2 separate regions of the Homo sapiens genome follow, and region 2 is linked to region 1. A link is a loop called in an ENCODE intact Hi-C map of the cell type or tissue named here. Cell type or tissue: PC-3. All regions are shown on one strand. Links, peaks and the distances in the headings refer to the core of each region. The heading gives the core; the rest is flanking DNA. Region 1 overlaps TEX9 (testis expressed 9). Region 2 holds the start of TEX9 (testis expressed 9).

Region 1 (8,344 bases), core at 67-8,066:
TACATATTGGCCCACTTGATGGTCTCCCTTAGCTGCTGTTCACTTTTCTTCATTCTTTTACTTTTGGCTCCTCTGACCTGCTCATTTCAAATGACCTGTCTGAAAGCTCACTCATTCTTTCTTATACCTGTACAGCTCTGCTGTTGAACCCTTCAAGTGAATTTTTCCATTCAGTTACTGTATTTTTCAGCTTTAGAATTTGTTTGGTTCTTTTTTGTAATTTTTGTTGATAGTCTCATTTTATTAATATATAGGTACCCTGATTTCATTTAGTTGTCAATATTCTCCTTCAGCTCATGGAGCATATTTATGGCAGTTATTTTAAAGTCCTTGTCAAATAAGTGAGAAGCCTTTGTTTCTTTAGGATACACTTCTGGATATTAATTTTGTTCCTTTAATATGGTCCATGTTTCCCTGTTTCTTTGAATGTCTTGTGATCTTACATTGAAAAACGGGTGTTTGAAAAAACAGCCACTTCTCCCAGTCTTGCAGACTGGCTGCATGCAAGCAAAGACCTTCACTAATCAGCATGGTGTAAAGTCTTGAGGTCCTCTCAAACCTTTCTGGGGTTGTGTCTTTCCTGGGCCTGTGTGTTTTAATTCCAGTTTTCCATACACACGGCTTCTTTTAAATGTCCTAATTACCTAAAAATCTCACTACTTCTTCTCAGAGATTTAGATGCTGTATTTTATTCCTCTGCCCATAATTTTTTGCCACCAGGTTCCTGCAGTTCTGTGGACTCACTACACCTCTCACATTCAGTGGTACCAACCACCTGTTTCCGCAGCTTCCAACCTGATATCCAAATGATGCAGCTGTTCCCATCAGTACTGAGTCAGGCAAGACAGATAGCAGTCCCTCAGGCAGGCCCCAGAAAAGCCAGAATGTTGCAAGCAAGTCTACTCTTTTCCCTCCATTCCAAGGGAAGAACTGGGAATTGGGTGGCTTCTTCCTGACTGTGCTGTGCCAGGGAGGATGTGGGTAAAGGGTGAGCAAAACACCATGACATTTCCTACTGCTTTGAATATGGCCTTTTCTTAGTTAGGCAGTCTCTTGGTTGCTGCTGCTGACTGACTGATTGGTTTCTAGAGCTCTCCCAAAGCTATTTTGGTCTGTGTATCATATAGTCAGTCTTTTAATGGGGAAGCAAAGGCCTGGAGCTTCCTAATCCACCATTTTGCTGACAACACTCTTATCTTTTAAAGAGGTGTTTTTTTTTTTTTTTTTTGAAAAGGTGTATATATATATATATATATATATATATATATATATATACACACACACAAACACACACACACACACGTATGTATACATAAGATTACACATTACTATTTCTTTTTTCTCCATCTTTTTTATGTGTGTGTACAGAGATTCACATTTCCTTCTGGTATCATTTTCCTTTTGTATGAATGACTTCCTTTAATCTTTCAAGTATAGATCTTCCTAAACGTAATGATTTCTACTGACCCTTTTTCTGCTTTGCCCAAATTGCTAAAGAGCTTATCCAGTCCATTTTTACCAAGATTACAAACTTGGTCTCCCGCTTGTCATGGGAAGTGGGTAAATTCTCTGCTTAGCTAAAGGCCACAGCCATTTCCTTTCACAGGTACCTAGGAGTCTCACCCTCTAAATGGTATTTAGATGTCTGCCAAGCATTTGAGGGAAATACGTATGCATGTTTTGAGGGCTCTGTTTTTCTAGAATTTTGTACCACCTTGGCAGCCCTGCTCTCTGACTCCTCAGTCCAATAAGACTACTACTTTTTGCTTGAGTTCTTACCTCTGTGAACCCACAAACTGGAAAGTGCTTTTAGAAGAAGCTAGTTGAATGTGGATCTCAACCAGTATTTCTGCTCTTTCAAGGATCATATCGCTTCCAGTTTCTACTTATTATTGATTACTCATCTACACCTTCAAATATACTTTTTAAACGTTTTTAAAATGTTTTCAAATATATTATTTTTGAAAATTCATAAATCCAGAGTTTATGTTGGTTCAATACAAGCTACTTTGCCATTACTGGAATTAGAACTGAGTTATTTTAAAAACATTTTTTAAAAATGGGAAATACCTGAGCATGACTAAAAGCTATCAAATTCCAGTAATTCGGTAATGGAAAGCAATTTTTATCTACAAAAATTTTATATTTCAGTTTAAGAAAGTACTTTTTATTACTGTTGTGATGATAGTCTATAATTCTTTCCATTGAGGCTGTATATTAAAAATATATGGCACTTTTTTTTCCTTGTGTAGGACATAGCAAATGAAGAACACAAAAAAATTGAAGTGTTAAAATCAGAAAACAAGAAGCTAGAAAAACAAAAAGGAGAATTAATGATAGGGTTCAAGAAACAGTTAAAATTAATTGATGTTTTAAAAAGGCAAAAGGTGAGTCTATCATTAAAGTTAAATCATCATATTATTTGTAACTTTCTTACTAAAAAATTTAGCATTTTTCACTTTAGGTATGTTTTTGACATCTTTACGCACTGAACTTCATATAAAATGCATCATACATATGAAATCATATGAAATCTAACATTTATAGTGAGATATATGTGTCATCTAAGCAAGTGGATATTTTCACATAAGTAAGTTAGTGTAGAAAATGGGACTGGAAAATACAGTATAGGTACTTCTCAACTACAGAAAGTACCAAATTAAAGAATGACTATTAGGGGACTGTTTGCCTCTTCAAACCTTAGAGCGAACATCACTTCCAAACCACTATTGCTGCTTTCTCTAAAAATTCATAGTTCTGACACTTTCCTTCTTTGCAAAGGTCAGGTATTTAAAATATTATAGAATTATTATTATCTTAAAAGTAAGTTGGTTCAGTACTACTGTTGGACAATACCATTTCAAATATCATGCTTATTGGAATTAAGAGTATACATTCCTACAACAGAACTTATATTCTGACAATATATTATCCACACATTTTTACAAACTTCCTGTTGTTTGGTGGCCTACTCTTAATACTAAATCAGACAATATTGATTTTTTTTTTAACAGATGCATATTGAAGCTGCCAAGATGCTATCTTTCACTGAGGAGGAATTTATGAAAGCACTTGAATGGGGAAATTCATAAGTGATCTACTTCAGTTAGTCTCTATGACAGTATGTGATGGATACCCATTTTACTTATTGTAGTGGTTTGAATTATTTTTATTCTTCATAAGTAATATATTTGATTATGAAAGCAAAATAATTTCAAAGAATTCCCTTTTTAGATTTAGGAGATTAGCTATTAGCTCTTTTTGAGTTGTTTTTTAAGTTCTTAGCGTGACAATTAAGCACATCAGATAATAAAATTCTTGACTCTTTTCATTTATAATTCTCCTCCCTTACAGTAGACCAAAAAAGATGCTTTAAAAGAAAATTCCAAATATTTATTTCCCTGGCTAAATCAAGTAAGTAAAGTTCGTAAACACAGACAGAAGGCAGTTCACTTTGGGGTAGAGTTCTGTATTAGTCAAGGTAAATATACTGTCTTGAGGATGGGGATGCAAACAGTGCTCTGTAGTGTTGTAGAAATCGGATTTTGAAATTATCAGTACAAAAATAACAGCTTGATTAAAATTAATTTGTATCTGATAATTGTTTACAAGTTATGAAATTCAGTGATGATTTACAAAATCCAAACAGACAATGGATACCTAATGCCACTGAACTGTAAAACAAAAGTTATGCTGACATCTAGTGGTAACATGCAAAAAATCTATGCTTTACCCAATTTTGATGATATCATTTCTCTTCACAAATTTCACTCCTTTGTTGATATACTTTCCTGAACTCTTCACCAAGCAGATCAATATCATCCTCTTTTTTAAATACTCCCTACGAGAAAAATACTTTGTGGGTTACTTTTGAATACCAGAATATTTCACTAAATGCTTTTAAGACTGACAGACATAAGATTAGTAAAGTTATCTCCAAGGTAATGAAATCTATTCAACAGATTAATGAAACTTTAAAAAAATCAATACTTTTCAAAAAATAAGACTTTACATATATATTGAATATTCCTAGACTGACCCAATTTTCTGATTTATCAGCTCTAGTGTAGGAGCTTTTCATAGGAATCTGAGCTCTTCTACAAGTTCTACTGCTTGGATTACCTAGATAGGAAGGCACTTCATCTATACTGTACCCTACCCTTTTCTTTAAATAGCTCTATAATATGATATAATGGTGAGCTTCAGTAGATTCATGCATGGGATTAGTTCTTCATGCCTCAGTTCTATGGCTAATCAGCAAACAGTCAATCTTGCAGAAAAGAATCCAGGTTTGGAGTTAAGCCATTTAAGCAAACCCTTTGGAATTCTTCACTGTTCTATTTTTCTTTTCCCCTACAGTATACTGCAAAAGGCTCTTTAAAACAAAATTAAATATTTACTTAAATTGCAATCTAAAGAATAAAGAATTTTAGGGATAACTGAAGTCATTTGGCACCATTAGGACCTAAAGGATAAAGGTCATTTTTGGATATCAAGTTTATTAATCCCTCCTGCTGCCTCCACAATTATTTCCTCTACAAAAATATCAAATCCCAAAGAAAGACATTCCTACAATTTATAATTTAGTTTATGAAATGTATTAATTACATATGGATTTTATCATTAATACATCATTTTGTATTCCTTAATCCTTTCTAACCAATTAGACTATCAAGTCCTGTGGCCAGGCAGTAATTACCTATATATCTTTTTCCTTCCTTAGCACCAGAGTGAATATAATAAAATAAATATGCACTTGATTCTACTGAATAAAATATGAAATGGCATTTCTATAGCTGAAAGATGGCGATCTTATTTATATGAGTCTAGATGTTTATGTGGCCTATGAAACTGTTATTACTTTTTTAAGACAAGACGGGGTCTCACTCTGTTGCCCAGGCTGGAGTGCAGTGGCAAGATCATGGGTCACTGCAGCTTCAACTTTCCAGGCTCAAGCAATCTTCCAACCTCAGCCTCCAGAGTATCTGGGACTACAGGCGTGCATCACCACATCCAGTTAACTTTTTATTTTTTGTAGCAATGGCATCTCCCCATGTTTCCCAGGCTGGTCTTGAACTCCTGGGCTCAGGTGATCCTCCTGCCTCAGCCTCCCAAAGTGCTGGGATTATAGGCATGAGTTGCCATGCCCAGCCAGTTACTATTTTATTTGAAGTCACAGTGTGTCTCAGGTATACATTAAAATTCACTATCTTCTGGAATTTTAAAAATCAAGTTTAACTAGTTATAACTTCCTACTGTAGAGCAGATCTGTCTCAAGCTCAGTTCAACCATGTGCCTATTACTGGTGTTACCAGTGACAATGTTTTCATACACATTCTCATCTTTGGCATGTAAGTACTACAGTTCTAGGGTAGTCTCAAGCTCAGTTCAACCATGTGCCTATTACTGGTGTTACCAGTGACAATGTTTTCATACACATTCTCATCTTTGGCATGTAAGTACTACAGTTGTTCTAGGGTAGCTTTAGATTTCCTACACTAAAAGGGGAGAAAAGAAACTCTAAAATACAAACTCAGGCCAGGTGTGGTGGCCCACCCAGCACTTGGGGAGGCTGAGGCAGATGGATCACCTGAGGCCAAGAGTTCAAGACCAGCCTGGCCAACATAGCAAAATCCTGTCCTTACCAAAAATACAAAAATTAGCTGGGTGTGGTGGCAAACGCCTGTAATCCCAGCTACTCAGGAGGCTGAAGCAGGAGAATCACCGGGAGGCAGAGGTTGCAGTAAGCTGACATCTTGCCACTGCACTCCAGCCTGGGCGATAAATAAGGTACAAATTCAGTAAATCAAGCTCATACATCTAATAATGTGCTAAGACCAATCATTTTAGATATACTGAAATGGGCCCAGAGAGGTTCAGTGCCTGGACAGGAGGATCCCATTGCTGCTTCATAACCGAGCAAGAAGTGAGCAAAACCAAGGCACTCTAAAATCCAAATACCATGTTTTTTTCACTATTACAGGTCATGAAGATTACAACTTGAGATAAATCTCACTTACTTTAGGGAGATAGCCTAGTAAGTTTGTAGCATGCTCTTTAAGAAGTTTTAGCCTTTCTTCTTCAATAATTGCATTAATAAATCCTTGCCGCCTTTGCTGCAACTGCCACTCTTCTAGTTCACGTTGCTGGAAATGCAGATCAAATTTTGTTATCACAAAGTACATTAATCTTATACGAAGTTTTCAAATAAAACTACTCATGCAATGAATTAGATAAAATTGATGAACTATTTATGACACTAAGTTCAAAAGATTCTAGATAATATATATTTTTAAAATATATATTTTATGTCTGTACACATATCTATGTATTTTTTACTGTCATTATTCCTTTAAAATTACAAGGAGGCAAACAAATATTTTCAGGAAAGTGTCTTCATTACCAAGGGAAAAAATATTCAAAGGAGTGACTGCCTAATACAGTAAATATTTACTGAATGCTTACCATATACCAGATGCTGAAGAGTTTACAGTGTAAAACAAAAAATAGTGAATAAAGAAGATCAGAAATATCTAAAGGATATTTTCATATATATATATATAAAGATGATATGAAGCATGAGAATTCCACTAGTATTTCTTAGGAAAGTGCTCACTCTTAAATAATCACATCAAAATTCTGGGCCATATAGAAAAGATGACTTGAACTACGTGAAAGAACAGTAATCTACTAAGCCACTGTTAATTTGAGACTGTACTTGCATTCAAACCTAATTCTATCTTAATTCATCCATTCCTTATAAAGAGGAGATACAGGAAAGTTCTGTAATGTTACAGGGGAAAGCAAACTTGATACATTTTTGTCCAATGGTAGAGTCTACTTTGGGCTAATGCAGATTTTCCTAAGAAGGATCTGGCAGGCCACATTCAATGTTTATCCTAAAAAGAAAAATTTATAGTAAATTAAATTGTTTAGGCAGTTACGAAATCAACTTATCCATTTAGGACAAATTCTGAATAGCTTTGGTGTAGGAAACTACCTCCTGGGAAGTTTCAGATTTTGTCTGACCGTATGATTTTCGTAGAGGTAGACAGAATTACAGATACCTATTTAGGAATGTCTCTGAAATCCAAAAAACATGGTTAGACCTTATAGGATTGTATAATGAGTTTCATCACGAAGATCTGTCCTTGACTTGGGGCCAGAACAAAAATGTTGCCCAATCAAACGGACAAAACTAAGCCGACAGCTTCATATTGGGAACATTTATAAGTCTTTAAAAATTAAGACAAAAATTATTTGTATAAGTATCTATGCATTAGGTGGCTTTATCTGATTTCCATTTAGTTTTTAGTCTGATTTCTAGTTAGTTGTCTTGCTAACTTTTCCAGGAGCTTTCTCCTATCCAAGTACTAACCAGGCCTGATCCTGCTTAGCTTCTGAGAACAGATGAGCTCCAATCTGAAATATAACAGCACTTGTATTCCCATGAGTTTCTCATATTTGAAACATCTGCATTATTTTGACTCCTACTTTGTATAGTTTTAAAAGAAGTCATGTAAGTCTCACTTAGTCTTCCTCTAAATTCTTCTCTTCCTACCGATTTTCAAAACACCTACATATTATCCATTTGGTTCTTAAACCACAAAATCTAGTGAGACAATATAAGTATTTAGTTTTACGGATGAGACATAAATAAGTCAATGTATCCAAAGCCAAAAACTTCATTCCCTCTCCAACACTTAAATCTACATTTCCAACTAGTAATCTTCCCCTGGGCCACCAAATCATTTTGGGTGGACAAAATAGAATTATTTGCACCCTCAAAATCTATTTCTTTTCCTCTATACTCTTTCCTTAGGATGTCACCCAGTCACCCATTAAAGATGGAAGTGACACATGGACACAGGGAGAGGAACATCATCACACACCAGGGCCTGTCGGGGGGTGGGGGGGACAAGGGGAAGGGAGAGCATTAGGACAAATACCTAATGCATGCAGGGCTTAAAACCTAGATGACGGGTTGATAGGTGCAGCAAACCACCATGGCACATGTATACCTGTGTAACAAACCTGCATGTTCTGCACATGCATCCTGGAACTTAAAAATATTAAAAAAATAATTAAAAAGATGGAATGACAGTATTATTTATTAGGGGTAGCCTTAAGTCTTCTCTCACCCTAGATCTCACTGGTCACCAAGCCCCATCAATTCCGTATCCTTAACATCTCTCGGGTGGATCCCTTATCTATTTGCATGGGTTTCACCACTTGTCACTGGGATTATTATAATAACTTACTTACTGATCTCCCTATCTCCGAGCTTACTCATCTCTTATCTACCTTCAATGCTCTCACTTGAATCGTCTTTCAAAGTACAGAT
Region 2 (8,344 bases), core at 127-8,126, 65 kb before region 1:
TGTACCTTCAGGGGTGTTGGATTTTGTCAAATGCTTTTGCTGCATGAATTTATATGATCATATAATTTTTCTTCTTTATCCTCTTGATGTGCTGAATTCATTGATTGATTTTAGAATATTGAACCATCCTTGTATACTGAGAATAAATCCCACTCCATTGTGTTGCATAATTCTTTTTAGACATTGTTGGATTATATTGGCTAAAATTTTGTTAAGGGTTTAAAAATCTATATTCATGAGGGATATCAGCTTGTAGTTTTCCTATAATGTCTTTAACTGCTCTTAGTATTAGGGTAATGCTAGAGTCATGGAATGAGTTGGGAAGTGTTCCTTCTGCCTTTATTTTCCCAAAAAAGATTATGTAGAATTGTTATTTCTTCCTTAAATGTATGTTAGAATTCACCAGAGAAACCATCTGGGACTGGTGATTTCTTTCTTGGAAGGTTATTGACTCAATGTCCTTGCCTACTCAGATTATCTATTTCTCCTTGCATGAGTTTTGGTAGTTTGTATCTTTCAAGTAATTGGTCCATTTCATCTAATTTATTAAATGTTGGGGTATAGAGTTCATAGTATTCCTTTATTATCCTTTTAATTTTCATGGGACAATTGATGACTTATTTTCCATTTCTAATGTTGGTACTGTATTGTTTATATTTTTTAATTTTCTGTATATTATGATGTTTAGACATCTTTAAAAAATCCTTTCTGGCTTGGGAGAAACTGCTTCCTCCTGGGGCAAGCCAATTCTTAGCTAAGCAAAAGGGCTTAGCCAGGGAGCATGGCTTTGATATATAAAAAACTAATATGAAGCCATACCTCTTCTGTCTGGTCCATATACAACAGGCCTTCCTCTGTCTTAGCCATTGCAGAGCTATGTACCAGATAATTAAGGACAACCTTTATACTCCGGGGCCCTCTGAAATTATTCATAGTAGCCAATCCTAATGGGTTTACTCTACCTTGCTTTTCCTGTGGAAACTCCAATAGAGGCTCTAGTCCAGGTTTTTCTCTTCCTCCTGTTTTCTGCCTCCTGACTATCCCGAGGCTTCCCCATGTAACCCTGTATGGCATGGCATGCGTCCTATTTCTAGGACCTGTGAGTATAATAAATGTTGTTTTCCTCTCATGGCCACACCTGACTGACCATCACAGAAAATAACACAGAACAGGTTACTTGGATCTTCTCTTTTTCTTGGTTAGCACAGCTATAAGTTTATTGATTTTAACTAGATTGTGGTTTCTGTGATTTTCTCTATTGTTTCCCTGTTTCAGTTCCATTGATTTATGTTCTAATGTTTATTGTTACTTTTCTTTTGCTTTAAGTTTAATATTTTTCCTTTAGCTGCCTTGAAGGTAGACATTCAGAGTTTAGATTTTTCTTCTTTTCTAATATATGCATTGAATGCTAAGCACTCCAAGCACTGCTTTCATAACATTCCACAGGTTTTGATAAGTTATATTTCAAATTTTATTTAGTTCAAAATGTTTTTTTAATTCCTCTAGATATTTACTTGATCCATGTATTATTTAGAAGTATGAATTTAATTTGCAAATATTTTGTGGGTGTCCAGCTGTTTTGTTATTGATTTTTAGTTTAGTTTTATTGTGCTCTGGGACCACAATAAAATAGTTTGTATAATTTCGGTTATAGGTTAAAGTGTGCCACCTCCCCCTCCCTACCATATATTGAAGTCCTAACCCCCAGTACCTGTGAATATGGTCTTTACAGATGTAATCACGTTAGGATGAGGTCATTAGGGTGGCCCACATCCGATATTACTGGAGTCTTCATGAAAAGCAGGAATGCCATGCAAAAGCAGAAACACACAGGGGAAATGCTACATGATTATAGAGGCAGAGAGAGGTTGTAGTGATGCAGCTGCAAGCCAAGGAATGCCAAGAAGTGACAGCCACCATAGAAGCTAGAAAGAGGCAAAGAAAGAGTCTCCCCTGCAGGTTTCAAGCAAAACATAGTCCTGGTGATACTTCTAGCCTGGTTTTGGACTTCTAGCCTCCAGACCCATGAGACAATAAATTTCTGTTGTTTTAAGCCACTCACTTGGTGGTGCTTTATTACAGCTACCCTAAACTATATAATTTATATTCTTTTAAATTTATTAAAGTGTGTTATGGCTAGAATGTGTTCTAGCTTGGTGAATGTTCCATGCGACCTTGAGAAAAATGTGTATTCTGCTGTTATTGAAATGAGTATTCTATAAATGTCAATTAGATCAAGCTAATTGATGGTGCTGTCCAGAGCAACTCTTGCTGATTTTCTGCCTGCTTAACCTGTTAATTACTGAAGGAGTAGTATTGAAGTCTCCAAATATAATGATGGATTTGTCTATTTCTCTTTGCAAGTCCTACCAGTTTTTGCCTCATGCATTTTGACACTACTGTTAGGAGGATTTACACCAGGATTGTTCTATCCCCTTGGAGAATTGACCTCTATCATTAATGCTCCTCTTTGTCCCTGATAATTTTCCTTGTTCTGATGTCATCTTTGTTTGAAATTAATATAGCGACTCCAGCTTCCTTTTGATTAGTGCTAGCATAGTGTTCCTTTCTTTATCCCTCGATGTTGTAAATAGTTTATTTTTAAGATGTTTTAACAGCTTGAGTGATTTATTTCACATATCTATATTTACCCATATAAAGTGTACTATTAATTGGCTTTTAGTGTATTCACAGAGTTGTACACCATCAACACAATTGATTTTAGAATATTTTCACTAGCGCCCCCCAAACCCTGCAACTCCTTAGCTAACCCTCCATCATCTGCCAAGCCTAGACAACTACTAATCTACTTCTGTCACTATGGATTTGCCTATTGCGGACATTTCCTACAATATGTAGTCATATTGAAATAGAATCCTATAGTATGTGATCTTTTGTGAAAGAAATTAGATAATACTTGGTCTTTTGTGAATGGCTTCTTTCACTTAGCATAATATATTCAAGGTTCATCCATATTGTGGTATACATGTACTTCATTCTTTCTCATTTCTGAATAATATTCCATTGTATGAATATACCACTTTTTATTTAATTACTAATCAGTTTATGACCATTATGGGTTTGTTTTGCATTTTGGCTGTTATGAATAATCCTGACATAAACATTTGTACATATACTTTTCATGTGGGTGTGTTTTCATTTTCCTTGGGTGTATACCTAGCAGTGGTTGCTGGATTGTTTGGTAACTCTGTGTATAAACTATTGAGGAATTGCTAGACCATTTTCCACAGTGGCTGCACAATTTTCCCATTCCCACTAACAGTTTATGAGGGTTCAAGTTTCTCTACATCCTCCTCTACACGTTATTGTCCATCCTTTTTTTTTTTTTTGAGATGGAGTCTCCCTCTGTCACCCAGGCTGGAGTGCAGTGGTGCTATCTCGGCTCACTGCAACTTCTATCTCCCAGCATTTCACCATGTTGGCCAGGCTGGTCTCAAACTCTTGACCTCTGGTGATCTGCCCGCCTCAGCATCCCAAAGTGCTGGGATTACAGGTGTGAGCCACCGCGCCTGGCTATCCATCCTTTTGATTATCGCCATTCTAGTGGGTGTCAAGTGGCATTTCATTTTGGTTTTAATTTTCATTTCCCTGAGGACAATACTGAGCATCTTTTCATGTGCTTTTTGCCTACTTGTATATGTTCTTTGGAGAAATCCCTATTTCTTTGCCCATTTTTAACTTGGGTTGTCTTTTTTAAAAATTTTTTTAAATTGTTTTTCTTTTTTTTTTTGAGACAGGGTCTCACTCTGTGACCCAGGCTAGAGTGCAGTGGTGTGACCATGGCTCTTTGCAGCCTTGATCTCCCTGGCTCAAGTGATCCTCCCACCTCAGTCTCCTAGTAGTTGGGACTACAGGCATGTACCACTGGACCCAGCTAATTTTTATTTATCTATTTCCTTTTTTTTTTTTTGTAGAGATGGAGTCTTGCTGTGTTGCCTTGGCTGGTCTGGAACTCCTGGGCTCAAGTGATCCTCCTGACTTAGCCTCCAAAGTGCTCATATTACAGGCATGAGCCACTGCACCTACCTATTTTTGAATTTTAATACTTCTTTATATAGTCCAGACACAAGTTATTTATCAGATATATAATTTGCAAGAATTTCCCCTCTTCCTGTGGTCTTGTTACTTTATTTATGGTATCTTTTGAAACTAAAGGTTTTTAGTTTTGATAATGTCTAGTTTATCTATTTTTTTTTCCTTTTTTTTGTTTTTTTCTTGAGATGGAATTTCGCTCTTGTTGACCAGGTTGGAGCGCAATGGTGCAATCTCAGCTCACCGCAACCTCTGCCTCCCAGGTTCAAGCGATTCTCCTGCTTCAGCCTCCCCAGTAGCTGGGATTACAGGCATGAGCCACCACACCCGGCTAATTTTTTTTTTTTAGGAGTGGCGGGGTTTCTCCATATTGGTCAGGCTGGTCTTGAACTCCCAACCTCAGGTGATCCACCCGCCTTGGCCTCCCAAAGTGCTTGGATTACAGGCATGAGCCTCTGTGCCCAGCCTCTTTTTTCTTTTCTTTTTTTTTTTTTTTGCTACTGCTTTTGGTGTCATATCTAAGAATCCATCAAGGATTCTCAGAATTGTAATTCAAGGTCATAAAGATTTACACCAACAGTTTCTTTGAAGAGCTTTAGAGTTTTAGCTCCTAAGTTTAGGTCTTTGATACATTTTAATTTTTGTATATGGTGTGAAGTTAAGGGTCTAATTGCATTTGGATATCCAGTTGTCTCCCCATCTGTTGAAGACAATTATTTTCCCATTGAATGGTCTTGCACCCTTTCTAAAGATCAGATGACCATACATCATATCACGGTTTATTTTTGGATGTCAATTTTATTCCAAAACAATTGAAATTGTTAACCGCTTACGTGTTTCAGGCATGATCCTAAGCACGAATTCATTTGCTTCTCATAATAACTGTGAAGTGGGCACTATTCTCACTTCCATTTGACAAATGAAGTGGCCGATATACAGAGTGATTTGCCCAAGGCCATATAACTGGTAAGTGGCAGTGCCAGGATAATAATTTAGGTTGACTAACTTGAGAGCCTGAGTCTTAGCCATGCATGCTGTAAACAAAAATTAGAAATCAAAACTTCTGAATTCCACTGAAGAGCTCACTTTAAGCAAACGGGGTGAAGGTCGGATTAGCCACTAACGGTTTGAAAAGCACAACAGGGAGGGATTGCCTCACCAGCTTGCTTTCTATAGAGTAGCGGCAAAGGACCTGCCTGTTTTGGCTGAAACTCTTTCAACCCCCACAAGTTGAGAATTTGCACTAACTAAGTCGAATTTGCAGTTAGGAAGCCTTCCTGGGTTCCTGGGACAGCGCCGAGTGCTGCGAGCAAAGGCCGAGCCCGCTGCCAGAGGCTCGCGCCGCTCGCAGCACAGAACCTGAGAGTGGGAAGGCGTAGGCGCCCGGGCGGGAGGCAACCGGGATGTGGAAACTCTCGCGGGAAGATGCGTCGTTGCCTCGGTAACCGCGTCGCAGTCGCCGAAGATGGCGGGGCGAAGTCTGTGTCTCACGGTCAGTTCAACTCCAGGCTCCTGGGGAGCGTCTGGGTTCCGGCGACTAGGACGCCTAACTTCCTTTAACTTCGGGTCTGAAAGTCTGTGGCTCTTTTACAGAGAAGCAGCGTTCCAGGGACTCCGTTCCCGCCACCCGTTCAGCAACCCTCTACACCTGGACCCGACCTCCTCGCCTTGGAGGAAGAATATAAGTAAGAAATTCGGCGGTTGAACTTTTCCTTCTTTCTTTCATCTGAATGAGGCTGCTTACAAGTACTTTTTTCTGGAGACTGGCTGGATCTTCGGGACCACTCACTCTGCAGCATTCCCTTCTCGTCATCTCGTTCACCTGCCGTTTATCCTTTCTTTGTCTTTGATCTGAGTAGTTCGCCTGCGTATTAGAAGATATTTGAAGTGGGCGAAAATTTAGCCCAAGTAAGCATGTTGTTTAATTTAAAACGTAGCCCAAGTAAACAGCAAGATACTGTTGGAAGTTATTTGGGTAGCAGGAATTGCCACGAATAGTTAGTTCACTTGATAGTTTAGGTTATTTCGCTTAATATCAAGTTCATAGAGTTTACCTTGTGTAAATTTCCTTTAGGTTGGTTTCTAAATTGAAAGGATGCTTCCCACTGCAATCAGAATTACCATTCTCGTTCAAATATTCCTTTTCTTATCTGTTCTCAGTGTAATTACAACTATCCTGACAACGGTGCTTTCATTCTTGGCCCATTCTACTCCTCATCCCCAAGTTTTCACACAGCAGCCAGTGTAATCTTTTAATTTGATCTACCATGCCTTTGCTTAAAATTCTACAGTAGTTTCCTGTTGCATTTCAAAAGCTCTGATCGATGTGGCTCCTCCTGCCTCCTCTATTTGATCTTATTCCCTCTTCCCCTTTTCCCCCTAAAACTCTCCAGCTTCACTGGCCTTTTAGTTCCAAAAACTCTTCCAGGTTTTCTTTCTATCTCAGGAAAGAGACAGTCACACACGCCTTCAACCTGTAATGTGAGTGGCCTTCCTTGACCATGCTAAGTAGGCTCCCTTGTTGGTCTTTTTCATTGTCTCAGTGATTTTTCTTTCTAATTAGCATAATTTGTTACAATAAATTCATTTGTGAATTTCCTTTTTGTCTGTCTCCACTGGACTGTAAGTTCCAAGGGCAGAGGCGATGTCTGTTTTATTTGCCATCATACATACCCTTATAAAAAAGTGCCTTTTAACAACTCCCTTCCGTTTTAATATAAAATAACTAGATTAAAATTTGGAAATAGTTGGCAGTTTGTATCAGAGGGTTAAACTAGAGTTATCGTATGATCTACATATGATCTATAAGCATATTTGAAATTAAAACTGAAAGGTACTGTGTTTAGGTGAACTATACACAGACCAATTTACCACAGCAAGTAGGAAGATAATCATATCTTCTTCTCTCTGATGAAATGGGCCGATTATCCCAGTTCAAAAGTGTACTTAAGCAAATTAATCTGTTTTCTATATATAGTTCTTTATCAGCTATGCCTCAATCAAAACGGTTATTTTCATTATCATTAACCATATAGTATTAAATACCTGGATTAGGTTTATTTGTTCAGTTATTTGAGAGTGTATTTTGCACCTGGTTCTGGTGCATCCTTAGGGATACAGTCCTGCTTAAAATGAGAAATATACAGGGACTATTATTGTATTCTAGCACGAGTTACTTTATAAAACGAGATAGCTAAACAGTATTATATGGTGGCCAGTTGTTACTTGTTCTGTTATCTGTACTCTGAGTTGTGCACATCTGAAGCATATGAACAGAGTAACTCCCTACACTACCTGAATCTTCTAGAATACTTCTGTGTCATGTAGAAGAGTAAAATGTCTGGCCATCCCTGTAAGCAAGAATATGAAATTATAACAGTATGGTATCTGTTTTGCCACCTGTTGTCTTGGCATTGATCATTAGAATGCTACTTCCCAGGGACCTCAATCCAAAACCTTTTGCAGTTCTGCTTCTGTTGGAGGAAATAATCACTGTCCGAAAGGATAGACTAAGGAAGATGCTAATCGCTCAAGTGGATAGATTTTTCAAGCTTCATTCCTGTATTATAATACCAGATAGCTAAACAATAAGATAACATAATAACTGGTAGGGCAAGCCCCCTCATAAATCGCAATTACATTGGATTTACAGATTAATTTGTAGAGAACTGACTTATTTATGCTATTGAATTTTCCACGAATATGATACTTCTCCATTTATGGGTTTTTACCTTTAATAGTGTTTTATCATTTTACTACATAAAATTCTTGCGTATATAATTTGCTTCAAGGTACTGAATAGTTGCTATATAATAAGTGGAATTTTTTCTATTTTCTAATTGGTTATAAATGTAGAATTTTTAGATGTTGATGCTACATCTGCGTTTATATACACACAGATCTTCAGTCCTGCTGAACTCTCTTATTCATTCTGTGAATTCCCTTGGATTTTTGATGAAGACAATTATATGCAAATTTTGATCATTTTGTCCCTTGATAATTCTCCTACATTCTCTCTTTTTCTCTGTTTAGGACTTCCCGTGTGATATGGAATAGAAAAAGTGATGGTGAGCTTCCTTGTTTATGATTTTGAGAAGCCCACTTTTAATAATCACTACATTTGAGGTTTGCTCTAGGGTTTTGGTAGATTCTTTTTATTATGTTTAAAATTCTTCCCCTTAATTCCTAATTTGAATGAGTGTTAAATGTATCAAAACTTATTTTTTCCCTAATTAATTCAGCTGTTGGTATGTTCTTTTTCCCTCCTTTAATGTTTTAACATACTGAACTA

What was found. Peaks named below come from ENCODE experiments on the same cell type or tissue, not always from the same donor. Only the 100,000 strongest peaks of a DNase experiment are listed, where the experiment ranks them.
Region 2: it touches region 1 in a loop (6-fold over the local background); 6 of 110 quality-filtered maps call a loop at or near these places.

What each region holds. Positions count from the first base shown.
Region 1 is chr15:56,425,353-56,433,696 of GRCh38, forward strand. TEX9 (testis expressed 9) reads left to right here. Exons shown (of 12, transcript NM_001395496.1): 11 at 2,253-2,387; 12 at 3,015-4,802. The coding sequence ends at 3,092. It overlaps MNS1 (meiosis specific nuclear structural 1), which reads right to left. Exons shown (of 10, transcript NM_018365.4): 9 at 6,021-6,146; 10 at 3,372-3,841. The coding sequence ends at 3,749. Among named protein-coding and RNA genes, the nearest start is that of MNS1, 36 kb to the right of the region's middle. In PC-3, for the core only: a CTCF peak has its summit at 3,688 (motif pointing left); no DNase peak of the experiment used is centred there.
Region 2 is chr15:56,359,933-56,368,276 of GRCh38, forward strand. TEX9 (testis expressed 9) reads left to right here and starts at 5,494. Exons shown (of 12, transcript NM_001395496.1): 1 at 5,494-5,545; 2 at 5,647-5,738. The coding sequence starts at 5,519. RefSeq lists enhancers at 4,958-5,137, 5,148-5,197, 5,738-5,787. In PC-3, for the core only: no CTCF peak of the experiment used is centred there; no DNase peak of the experiment used is centred there; H3K4me3 peaks cover 1,937 bases.